Linked DNA regions of Mus musculus: region 1 is linked to region 2. A link is a loop called in an ENCODE intact Hi-C map of the cell type or tissue named here. Cell type or tissue: gastrocnemius. All regions are shown on one strand. Each heading gives the region's core, and the rest is flanking DNA. Links, peaks and the distances in the headings are about the cores only.

The links. Hi-C counts contacts between places; a loop is a spot of excess contacts. Peaks named below come from ENCODE experiments on the same cell type or tissue, not always from the same donor. Only the 100,000 strongest peaks of a DNase experiment are listed, where the experiment ranks them.
Region 1: a loop joins it to region 2, with 5 times the contacts of the local background. A loop is called at or near these places in 1 of 42 quality-filtered maps.

The regions. Positions count from the first base shown.
Region 1 is chr1:193,045,038-193,050,420 of GRCm38, reverse strand. All of the region lies in intron 3 of Gm31406 (a long non-coding RNA gene), which reads left to right. Gm39747 (a long non-coding RNA gene) reads right to left here and starts at 1,406. Exons shown (of 3, transcript XR_865901.3): 1 at 1,055-1,406. In gastrocnemius, for the core only: no CTCF peak of the experiment used is centred there; no DNase peak of the experiment used is centred there.
Region 2 is chr1:193,262,075-193,267,457 of GRCm38, reverse strand. It overlaps a transcript of Hsd11b1 not described here. Among named protein-coding and RNA genes, the nearest start is that of G0s2, 8.4 kb to the left of the region's middle. In gastrocnemius, for the core only: no CTCF peak of the experiment used is centred there; DNase peaks (open chromatin) are centred at 3,223, 3,750, 4,016 and 4,957; H3K27ac peaks cover 1,898 bases.

The DNA of each region.
Region 1 (5,383 bases), core at 55-5,054, 220 kb after region 2:
AGGGGTGTCTTTACAGAATAGAAAAGATTAGCAGGTATTAACAATTCCATTCACAGCCTTCTGGATGGAAAATGGGTACTGCATTCCTTCTACTGAAGAGAAGAGTCTATGAGTTTAACAATTTTGATTTCTCTAGTGCTGTCTATAAGATGTGGTTTCTACAAAACTTTGTCTCAATAAACCAAAACAACAATAACACTACAAAAATAAAGTTCCATAAACCAACCATACAAACATAACACATTGTCTTGGGGTTACTATTAGTATGAAGAGATACTATGACCCAAGCAACTCCATGAGAAAATGGTTTATCTGGTTTACCCTATTATATCACTGTCCATCACTGAAGGAAGTCAGAACAGGAACTGTAACAGAGCAGGAACCTGGAGGCAGGAACTGATGCAGAAGCCATGGAGGGGTGCTGCTTACTGGCTTGTTCCTCATGGCTTGCTTAACCTGCTAATCTTTTTTTATTTTTGTATTCTTCTTATAGAACCCGGGACTGTCAGTCAAGAGATGGCCCCACATCAAGAAGTCTTCCTCCATCAATTACCAATTAAGAAAATGCCCTATAGGCTTGCCTACAAATAGATCTTATGGAGGCATTTTCAAAATTGAGGTTCCTTCCTCTCAGGGTTGTGCCATATTGGCATAAAACCACACCTGACCCCCTTGTCAACTTGACACACAACACATCACATCACTTTTACTCCACAATCTTTTCTTTCTTGTTCATCCCTAAGATCACACATTAATATTTACCTCACAATATAAAATATTTTCAAACTTAAAAAGCCCCACATGTCTCACAAATTGAAACACTTTAAAATTCTGTCTCTTTTAAAATCTCAACTCTCATCTGTGGGCTCCTATAAAATCGAAAGTCTATTAAATCCTTTCTTATTTCAAGAGAAAAGAACCTGAGCACAGTCAAAATTAAAGCAAAGCAGAACCAAACTCCAACTTTGTAAACAACCCAATGTCCAATGTCCAAGATCAACTAATAATCTCTGCACTCAGAAGTAAAGGGCTCAGGTCACTTCTAAGCTCTGACCTCTTCAGCACATACAGCTTGTCTTCTATGCTCTGGTTAGCTCCACTCCGCCATTTCTGTGGTTGGTGGTCATACCATGATATTGACATCATCAAAATTCTGCTGTGTCTTGCTTTAACTGGGTTGTACTCTCACCAATAGTTTCCCCTGGGCTCTCTTCAGGGACTCCAGCCCTGCCACACAAGGCCAAGCCTCAGCTGCTCTTCAGGACCCCTTTATGACGTCAAAACCATTACTACCAGGGCGACTCTTACACTACCACCTTTGGTTGCTAACAGGAAGTACAGCCTTGGCCACTTCGGGAACACAGCTTCTGTGTGTTGACTCAGAAGAAACACTTCCCAGAAAACTTCTCCTCAGTAATGCTGGTCTCTTCTTAATCACAGTTGATTCTTCAGTGCCAGCTGACCAGCATCCATTGACCCCCCAGAGCAAAGGTTTTACTTAGTGGTTCTTGTCTCTTGTTAACAACAACTGAATCTTCCGTTCTAGCTGACCAGACACCACAGACTTTTCCTACAAATGGCCCAATAAGGTCTTTGTTTCCCTTTGCAGTTTCACAAGCCAAGCCTCCATTGTCTGCACTGCTCTCAACATTCTTATCTCCAAGCTCCTACAGAACATCTTATTGAGCTTGCAACACTCAATGACTTTACCAGCTTAATGTTCCAAAGTCCTTCCACAATCTTCTTCAAACCATATGGTCAGGTCTGTCACAGCAACCCCCACTCCTGATACCAATTTCTGTCTTAGTTACTCAGTGTTGGGAAGGGACACCATCACCAAGGCAACTCTCTCAAAAGAAAGCATTTATTTGGGGGCTTACTTAAATTTTCAGTGTTAGCCCATAATCTCCATGGCAGGAAGCATGGCAATGGGCAGATAAGTAGAGGGCTGAGGGGTTTAGCTTTTGATCCTCGGGCAGAGAAGAGAGAGGGAGAGGGAGAGGGAGAGGGAGAGGGAGAGGGGAGACTGAACCTGGCTGGCATGGGGTTTTGAAACCTTAAAGCCCACTGCCCAGTGACATACTTCCTCCAACAAGGCCACACGTAATTCAACAAAGCCATGCCTCCTAATCTTTCCTAAACAATTCTACCAATTGAAAACCCAGCATTGAACTATGTGAGCCTGCACGGACCATTCTCATCCAAGCTATTCCACACACCTTTCATTTCCCCAAACATGTTTGTCCTTTAGTAACTTGTACCCTGTACCCTAATCCTGCTTATTCCTTCCCCTAAGGTGACCACAGATGACTCCCTTTCACCATGGATTCTGTGGTTTGTATATTAGCTCATCTTAAGTGGAATTATGGAGTTCCTTGTTTTCCTGCCTGTCTTGTTTCTCTTAGCACAGTTTTCCTGAGGCGCATCATGCTGGTTGGACCAGAAGTCCCTCTGTCCAATGCTTCCACTGCGTTCCCTTGTTTCTTAGCCAGTCACTCGGTGGGCACGTGGATTGCTTGCCATTCAGGACAATATCTAAAGCAGCTCTGAATACTTCCCTACAAGTCTCTGCATGGGCATATGCTTTCTTCTTGGCAAAATGTCTAGACAAAGAATGACAAGATTATATGGTAGGTGGAGTGTTTAACTTTTTATAAAACTGCCAAACTGTTTCCCAGAATGTTGGCACCACTTCTATCCCTTCTAAGGACTGATTTGTTTCAACATCATATTTTAAATTTCAATAAACCTTATTCTTGGATTTCTCTTTTCTTTCAATGAGATACAGGCTATCCATAGGCACTGTACTTACCCTACACACATGCACACACACACACACACACACACACACACTACATACACACATACACACACACATACACTACATACACACATACACACACACACACACACACACACTACATACACACACATACACATTAAAATGTATTTTTCAAGGATTTAGTAGGCAGACCATGGTAAAAGTAGCAGGCAATATAATAGTTGTACCAGTTGCTTTGTTTATCACTTTTCTATTAAAAGCTAAACCATATATGCACACATGTAATTTTTTGAGAAAATGAATTACTTGAGTAATCACTAACAAATGGCTTTTATTATTTTTTTCAAAATAGTGTGCTTGTGTGTGCATGTGTGTGTGCATGCATGCATGTGTGTGTTTGCATGTGTGTGTGCGTGTGCCTGTGCTCCTGTGTATGGATGCAATAGTACATATGCCAGAGTGTATATTGAGATTATAGGACAACCTCTGGTATCAATCTTGACCTTCACTTTTTCTGAGACAGATTCTCTTGTTTTTAGCCTCTGCATATGCCAGGCTACCCCATATCAAATGTCCAGGGAGTCCCCCATCTGCACTCCCTGTCACTGACATTATAGACAGGTGCTACTGTACCTGTTTTGTAGGCTCTGAAGATTTGAACTCACACTCATTCTACTCCTGAAGTGCCCCTAGCCCCCAAGTGCCATTTTTAAAATAAGATTTTGCAGTGTTTCCTAAATTTAACGAGGATTTTCATGAGGTGAAAACTTACCACAGCTATTGAAAATAAACTTTGCTGAAGAGGCTCACAATTCAATTCCACTTAGCATGTAACTTAAGATTCTGAAATCGCACAACTATGTTTTCATTTCCATATTACTGTGACGAAAATGCTTGACACATACAGCTTGAAAGAAGGGAGGTTTGTTTTGTTTCTAAGAGGTCAGTACATGGATAACTGGCCCCATGCACTTGAACAGGGCACCGTGGCTGTTGGAATGTGTGGTAGAGAAGAGCTATATGGCCAACTAGGAAGGAGTGGGAGGGAGAGAGGGAAGGGAGGGAAGGGGGAGAAAGAGAGGTGGGTAGGGTATACAACTTTAGGGGTCATTTTCTTACTTTCTCCAGCTTGTTTCCTCTCTCTCGGGTTTCCAGGACAACCCCTCCCCCATCAAAGTACCCCTGTCTGGGTACCCAACATTCAAATCCCGACCTTATAGGGGAGATTACATATATTCAGAACATAAAGCAGTGTAAATTGCTACTCTGTGATTGTTGTAACCTAGGTTTCTGAGTTCTTAAGAGATACTCTGCAAACCTGTAATAGGTTGTCTTCCCCAGAAATGAAAGGCATTGACTTATATATTAGGAGAGCAAAGTGTGGTATAGAAAGCACACTCCAGGGCAGGACCCAGGCCCAGGATAGCAACTTGCCAACACAAAATGAGCTCCATGGTTTTGTTTGTTTGTGTTCCCTTTTTTGCCTATTTTGGTCTTCTTCTTCTTCTTCTTCTTCTTCTTCTTCTTCTTCTTCTTCTTCTTCTTCTTCTTCTTCTTCTTCTTCTTCTTCTTCTTTTTCTTTTGTTTTGATTTTCTTTCTTTCTTCCTTTTTTCCTCTTTCTTTCTTTCTTTCTTTCTTTCTTTCTTTCTTTCTTTCTTTCTTTCTTCCTTCCTTCCTCTCTCTCTCTCTCTCTCTCTCTCTCTTTCTTTCTTTCTTTCTTTCTTTCTTTTGAGAGACACAGAACAAGGACATGACATTGGGTAAGTAGGGAAGCAGAGAGGATATGGGAAGAGTTGGAGAAGAGTGATTATGGTAAAAAAAATATTGTATAAAAAAGTACTTAAATAAATAAAAATACAGAGTATTATACCGTGCTTTTAATCTATAGCAAAAACTAAATATGTAAGCAAAGAGAAATTCTATGCTAGGAAAAATTATTGGGAAGACATGGAGAAGTATTGCTATATTAAAAGTTATTTTTCCTGAAGGGGAAACCTAAGGGTTCTTTGGAAAGTCGGTTGGATGGTGTTTTGCTGGGGCGAACGTGTGAAGGAATATTTAGCTGAAGCAGACACAGGTCGAAAGGATGTTCTTTTAAAGCAAGCATGTGAAAGGACATGTGATGAAGGATTTTTTGCTAACAACACACATGCATTGGTCCCCCTTACACTGTGTAGTTAAGCTGCATTTGTCAGGACTCTACAGAGAAACAAGCACCATAAAACTTCTGGTGGTATGCTACAGTTTCTTTCTGTTTCCTGGGACTTGGGCTGATGGGCAGAGTGATGTTAGCTGAGACCCATGCTGAACAAGAAGACACTTGCTGAGGCACGGCACATAAAGGACACATGATGTTTGGAGAGAGAATAAATAGGACTTACTGGACAGGGATGGAGGTGGAGCTAGGGTTGTTTATAGGGCTGTACAAAGCTTTTGGTCTCTCTTCTTCACTGATCTTCGCTTCTCTGAGAGAGGCATAGCTGAGAACTTCTCCTGGTGTCCCTCCTGGTCCCTCCTGCTGATTCCTGCCTAGGCTGAGGCCTGGCTGTCTCTGCTAGGTAGTGTCACCACTACTGATTTGTGTTTGCTATCCCAGCTTT
Region 2 (5,383 bases), core at 249-5,248:
TACTGCTTGCAGCTTCTCCGGGCCACGTGGTTCTGTCCATCTTCCTTCCACCTCCTCTCCTGTCTCTTCCTCTTCTCCCCTCCTTCTTCTCTCTCCCCATCTCTAACACATTCAGCCCCACCTTTCCCTTCCACTGCCTGATATGTAAGAGTGTTTGATAGGAATGGGTGGAGATAAGGACTAATAAATAACCAATCTGATCCAAATTGATCCTCAAGGACGTGGTCTATCTTCACTGGTGGCCAACACAGGGAGGGATGGATTGCTGGTCACGCTGAGCTATGGGAAGCTGCTTCATCCTCGTGTGGAAGGCTGTGCTCATCTGTATTCCAAGGTACTAAATCAGGGTCTTTTCCTACATTTTGCTCAGAAATGGAAGCCAAGACACCAACACTACTCACAGGCACATGCTCTGTCTGTGCCTCTCGAGCCAGGTTCTGTCTTCTACATAGAGATCTTGCCTCCTGTGGAAATTTTGCATCTATCTGATTCTTGCCCTCATTTTGGTAAAGGAAAAATTTTGAAACAGAGTATCAATGGCCATCCTATAGCATGGTGGTTCTCAACCTACAGTTTCTGACCCCTTTGGGGGTTGCATATCAGATATTTACATTATGATTCATAACAGTAGCAAAATTATAGTTGTGAAGTAGCAATGAAGCAGTTTTATGGCTGAGGTCACTACAACATGAGGAACTGTATGAAAGGGTCACAGCATTAAGAAGATTGAGAGCCAATGCTATAGAACTTTTGATGTACTAAAAATCAATAAATTATTATACATTTAAAAAGAACTGAATCATGGTGATTTGGAAGTGGAAGCAGGTGGCTCAAGAGTTCAAGGTCAGTATCTATAACTTGGTGAGTCTATGGCTAGCCTGAGCTACATGGGACCTCATCTCAAAGAAAAAAAGAATGAATGAAAAAAAAAGAGAGAGAGCGTAGAAAAAGAAGTGGAACTTCAGAATTGTTAGGAGAGTGAAACCTCAGAGTCAATAGTTAGCCCCTTTTCCTTGTTTAAAGACACCGTTTTGCTATGTAACCTCCAGACTCTGCCTGCACTCCTCCTCCCTGTGCACTGGAATTATGGGTGTGCAACTGTGCCTGGCTAACAGTTTAGTTAGCCTGAGGAAAAGTGAGCACACACTTCTGACTTGAGGATGTGTGTTGCAGTAAATCTCTACCCCCAATAAGCCTGTGCAAAGAATACACAACTCAGTTACAATATTTATAAGCTGCATGCCTAGACTGGACAGACTTACTGCTGTGCTACTCTATTCCCCAGCTATGAGATCCCTTGCTGCTTGCAGCTTCTCTGGGCCACGTGGTTCTGTCCATCTTACTTCCACCTCCTCTCCTGTCTCTTCCTCTTCTCCCCTCCTTCCTCTCTTCCCCATCTCTAACACCTTCAGCCCCACATTCCCCTCCCACTACCTAATCACAGGTTCTAGTCTTTGTTTGGCCAGTTTAAATGGGGAGAAGGTTCACATGAAGTACCTGAGTAGCAGAATTAACATGAAAATACAAACAGCACCAGGCAATCCACAACTGAGGTGATTTTTTTTTTCACAGAAGCCCACCCTCCTTTTGTGTTTCTGTCTCTCATGTGGCTTTACCTGACCTTCCATGCAAGTCACCCATTTCTTCAGAGAGTTCCCCAGAAATGAGCAACCATGATTAGTAAACCAGAAAGCAGCCCTAAAGAAATTAGGAACAGTTACATAAAAATAAAAATAGGCCTTATGAAACTTTCCAAAACTATACTGGAGTAGAACCAACAACTAAATTAAAGGAGGGCTTGTCTGCCTCACACAACCCATGTTCTCTTAATTGGCTCAAACATTAATAAGAGAATTTAATAAAAGATACTCAGATGGAAAGTATCCAATACCTGTTTAGGAGTTTTCAGAGTGCTTTAGACAGACAGGAAGGTAGAACTCAATAGAATGCAGAATTCTCTGGAGAAAGTAAATGGCAAAGTTTCCATCCTCTCAGTGAAGTCAGGACCCCACACAGCTCAGCATCCAGTGTGTGCTGCCATGCTGACAAGCTCCATGCTCATTGTGTGACTATACAAACTCACCTCCCAGAAAAGAACTGATCCTAACATGGCTTAATGCTGGAACCAAGCAGATGCTATTCAAATATCTGCTGAATATGTGAATAAATTAATAGAAAGAAAATGAACATGTGTGTGCGCATGTGTGTGTGCATGTGTGTGCATAATATGTGTGTTTCTGTGTGTGTGCATATGTGTGTCTGTGTGTGTGCATGTATATATGTGTGTGTTTCTGTGTGTGTACATGTGTATATGTGTGTGTTTCTGTGTGTGTGCATGTGTATATGTGTGTGTGCATGTGTGTGTCTGTGTGTGTGCATGTATATGTGCGTGTACATGTATATATGTGTGTGTGCATGTATGTATCTGTATGTGTGCATATATATGTGTGTGTATGTTTCTGTATGTGTACATGTGTATGCGCACATTATGTATTGATGTGTGTACATGTATATATGTGTGCCTATATATGTGTGTCTGCATGATGTGTGCATGTGTGTATGTGCATGTATGTATATCTGTACATGTGTGTCTGCATGTGTGTGCATGTGTGTATGTCTGTGCATGCATTATGTGGTTGTGTGTGTGCATTTATATATGTGTGTCTGTATATGTGTGTCTGCATGAGTGTGTGTGAGTCTGCATGTGTATGCATGTGTGTGTGTGTGTGTGTGTGTGTGTGTGTATACTGTCTTTCATCCTCTACTCCAGACCTGGGATGAACTGGATTGGGGTTATTTGTCTCTGAAAATGGAACCCCTGCTCTTCTGGGTCTCCCTCTTTATCCACTCTATTTGCTAGCTGCTGTGGTCATCTTGATTATTTTAAACACACCTAAAGTGTGGGTAGGCACACAGGCCTACAGAAAGTATCAGGTTATTAGAGTCTCTCCTTGTGGGGAAGAAAAATCTGTCCAAATATGGTTCTTGTTTCAGTAACTTCCTCTGAGGCAAAGCCAAGACTAAAGAGAGCACCTGCTTGGGTGGAACATGGCTTGTCTGCTCGGTCTGTTTCCACTGAGTGTAGAGCTAACAATAGTAATGGGAAAGTTTCCAGGGCAACCAGGACCACTTTAAACATCTCCACACCAGACTGCCGCGGGGTCCCCCTGTCCTTTGGGGAGCCCAATGGTTATGGCTGGATTGGCTACCCCTGGCAGGCGTCTCCCTGCTGCAGGCTGGGTCCTCAGAAAAGGCATCTTCCTAGTCCTAGGTTTCACATACATTGTATCAGGTGGCAGACCAGCTGGTTTCAGTCTTGAATCAGGTCTTTTGGCTCCTCCCAGAAACCAACCAACTTGTGAGCAGGAAATCCTGCCCCTCCCCAAAGAGTGAGAAACCACAGAGGAAAAGAGATGAGACAGAAGGATAGAGAGGAGGAGAGAGAGAGAAGAGAAGCAACCAGAGATAGGCAGCCAATAAAAAGGAGCCGCACTTATCTGAAGCCTCAAGGTAAGACTTTATGAAATTGTATGTTGTATGTGACACTATCACCACTCAGGACTATACACTATACACAGTAGGGCTAACAGGTCTGAAAAGAAACCAACTTCTATGTCAATTTCAATTGCTGGTCAAAAAAAAAAAAAGCTGTAAAAATAAAAAATGCTGAGGGAGTTCTGGGCTGCGGGAGGGATGACATAAAAGGCAGATGGAACAAGGGTCTGGTGCTGGCACCAAGAGCAGCCGATCATTTGGCAGTAGACCGTTAGTTGGAATAAAAAGTTGCTAAGGCTGTGGGAAGTCACAGCATTCTCAAGTTCTTCTGGAGGCACACAAAGCTAGCAGGGCATACGCGGTTCTGAACTGATGACAGACATAATAATCACTAAACTCCATCTTCTCTGAAGACTTGTTGAAAGGGCTGTGGGCATCCCATTGCAGCCAGTCAGCCAGGCCTCCATGCCAGTGGTCTGAGATAAGAGCTATGTGAAGTGGGGTTCCATGGTCCCTGGAGGTTGGAGTCTCTCAAAGCTCTCTCTGTGCTACCATTTCTCCTTAAATTCCAGCCCAGCATCTGCTCAGGACACTGACCTGAGGTTTCAAGCAGCCTGCTCAGAGGGCAACCCAAGGTACTCCTTTCACATCAGGGAGTTAGAGAAACCTTAGCACGAAAAGGAAATGCCATTCTCAACTCACAGTTGCCCAGACTCACCGGCTATCACTTGCCAGCCAGTGCAAAGGGCTTCAGTTACTGCTCTAATAACTTGAGGGTGGAGGTTCAAAATAGCTAAGTGCTTCAGAAAACATCTAGACAGGGCAACATTGTTTCACAGCGGTTGGCTTTTTAAAAGGGCTTTTCTCTCAACAAGAATGTAACAGAATCTGATGCACTTTATAACTAGTGTGTGTGTGTGTGTGTGTGTGTGTGTGTGTGTGTGTGTGTGTGTGGTGTATTGTGTGTGTGTGTATGCTTATGTTGTGTGTGGTGTGAATAGTATATGATGTATGTGTTCTATATTAGTCTATGTGATGGGGGGTAGGTACATTGAATTTTGGTATGTGTGCAGTATATAGCATATATATATGGGGGGGTTTCTGTCTTCAGTGACATATTTCTCTATGAGATATGTGACCCAAAGCTATAAACATTGTGGGAGAGGTAAGGAGAGATGGAGCAATCTCTCTTCTGCTTGCTTGTCGAGAATTTAAAGGAATCGCCTTTCTCTCTTTAGCATGATGTAAAAACAAAATGAAATCAAATCTTGCCTCTTCTTTCCTGCTCATTTTGGTACAGCTAAAGCTGCCTGAATCCAATTTCTGCTTGGGAACAAACCATAAAGGTAATCTAATTTAATTAGTCCCATTTGCCAAGTGAGGCAATGGGAGCCAAGACAGGGAAGTGCCTTACTGAAGGCCACGTCTGTGCCTGTAGCAGAGGGGTGACTGGACCCCAATTTCCTTACTGAGGATCAAAATCACCCAGACTTCACAGGAAGAGACTGGGTGTCCCCAGAGCTCATGGACACTGCATCTGCTGGTGGGGTAAGAGAGTCAGCTACAACGTGTAAATAATTCTTGGCTGGCAGGAATAGGAGAACAATAGTTCACCAATGTGAGCTTTTCCAGGGCCTGTTTCATAACTGTTTGGACACTAGAGGATACGGACAGGAAGTGGCTTGTCATGTGGGAATGCGAACAGTCCCATTCTTGTCATTGAACCGGCATTTCATGCGTGTCTCCTCTCTCTGCAATCTTCAAATTGCTCATTTTATAATATTTTGAGTTGGCTCAGCTTTGCAGAGAAAACAAGATGTTGTTATTTCTGGATCTAGTGTTGGTAGGCCCTGGGTCACATGCTGCACTACTGTGAACAGTGATAACC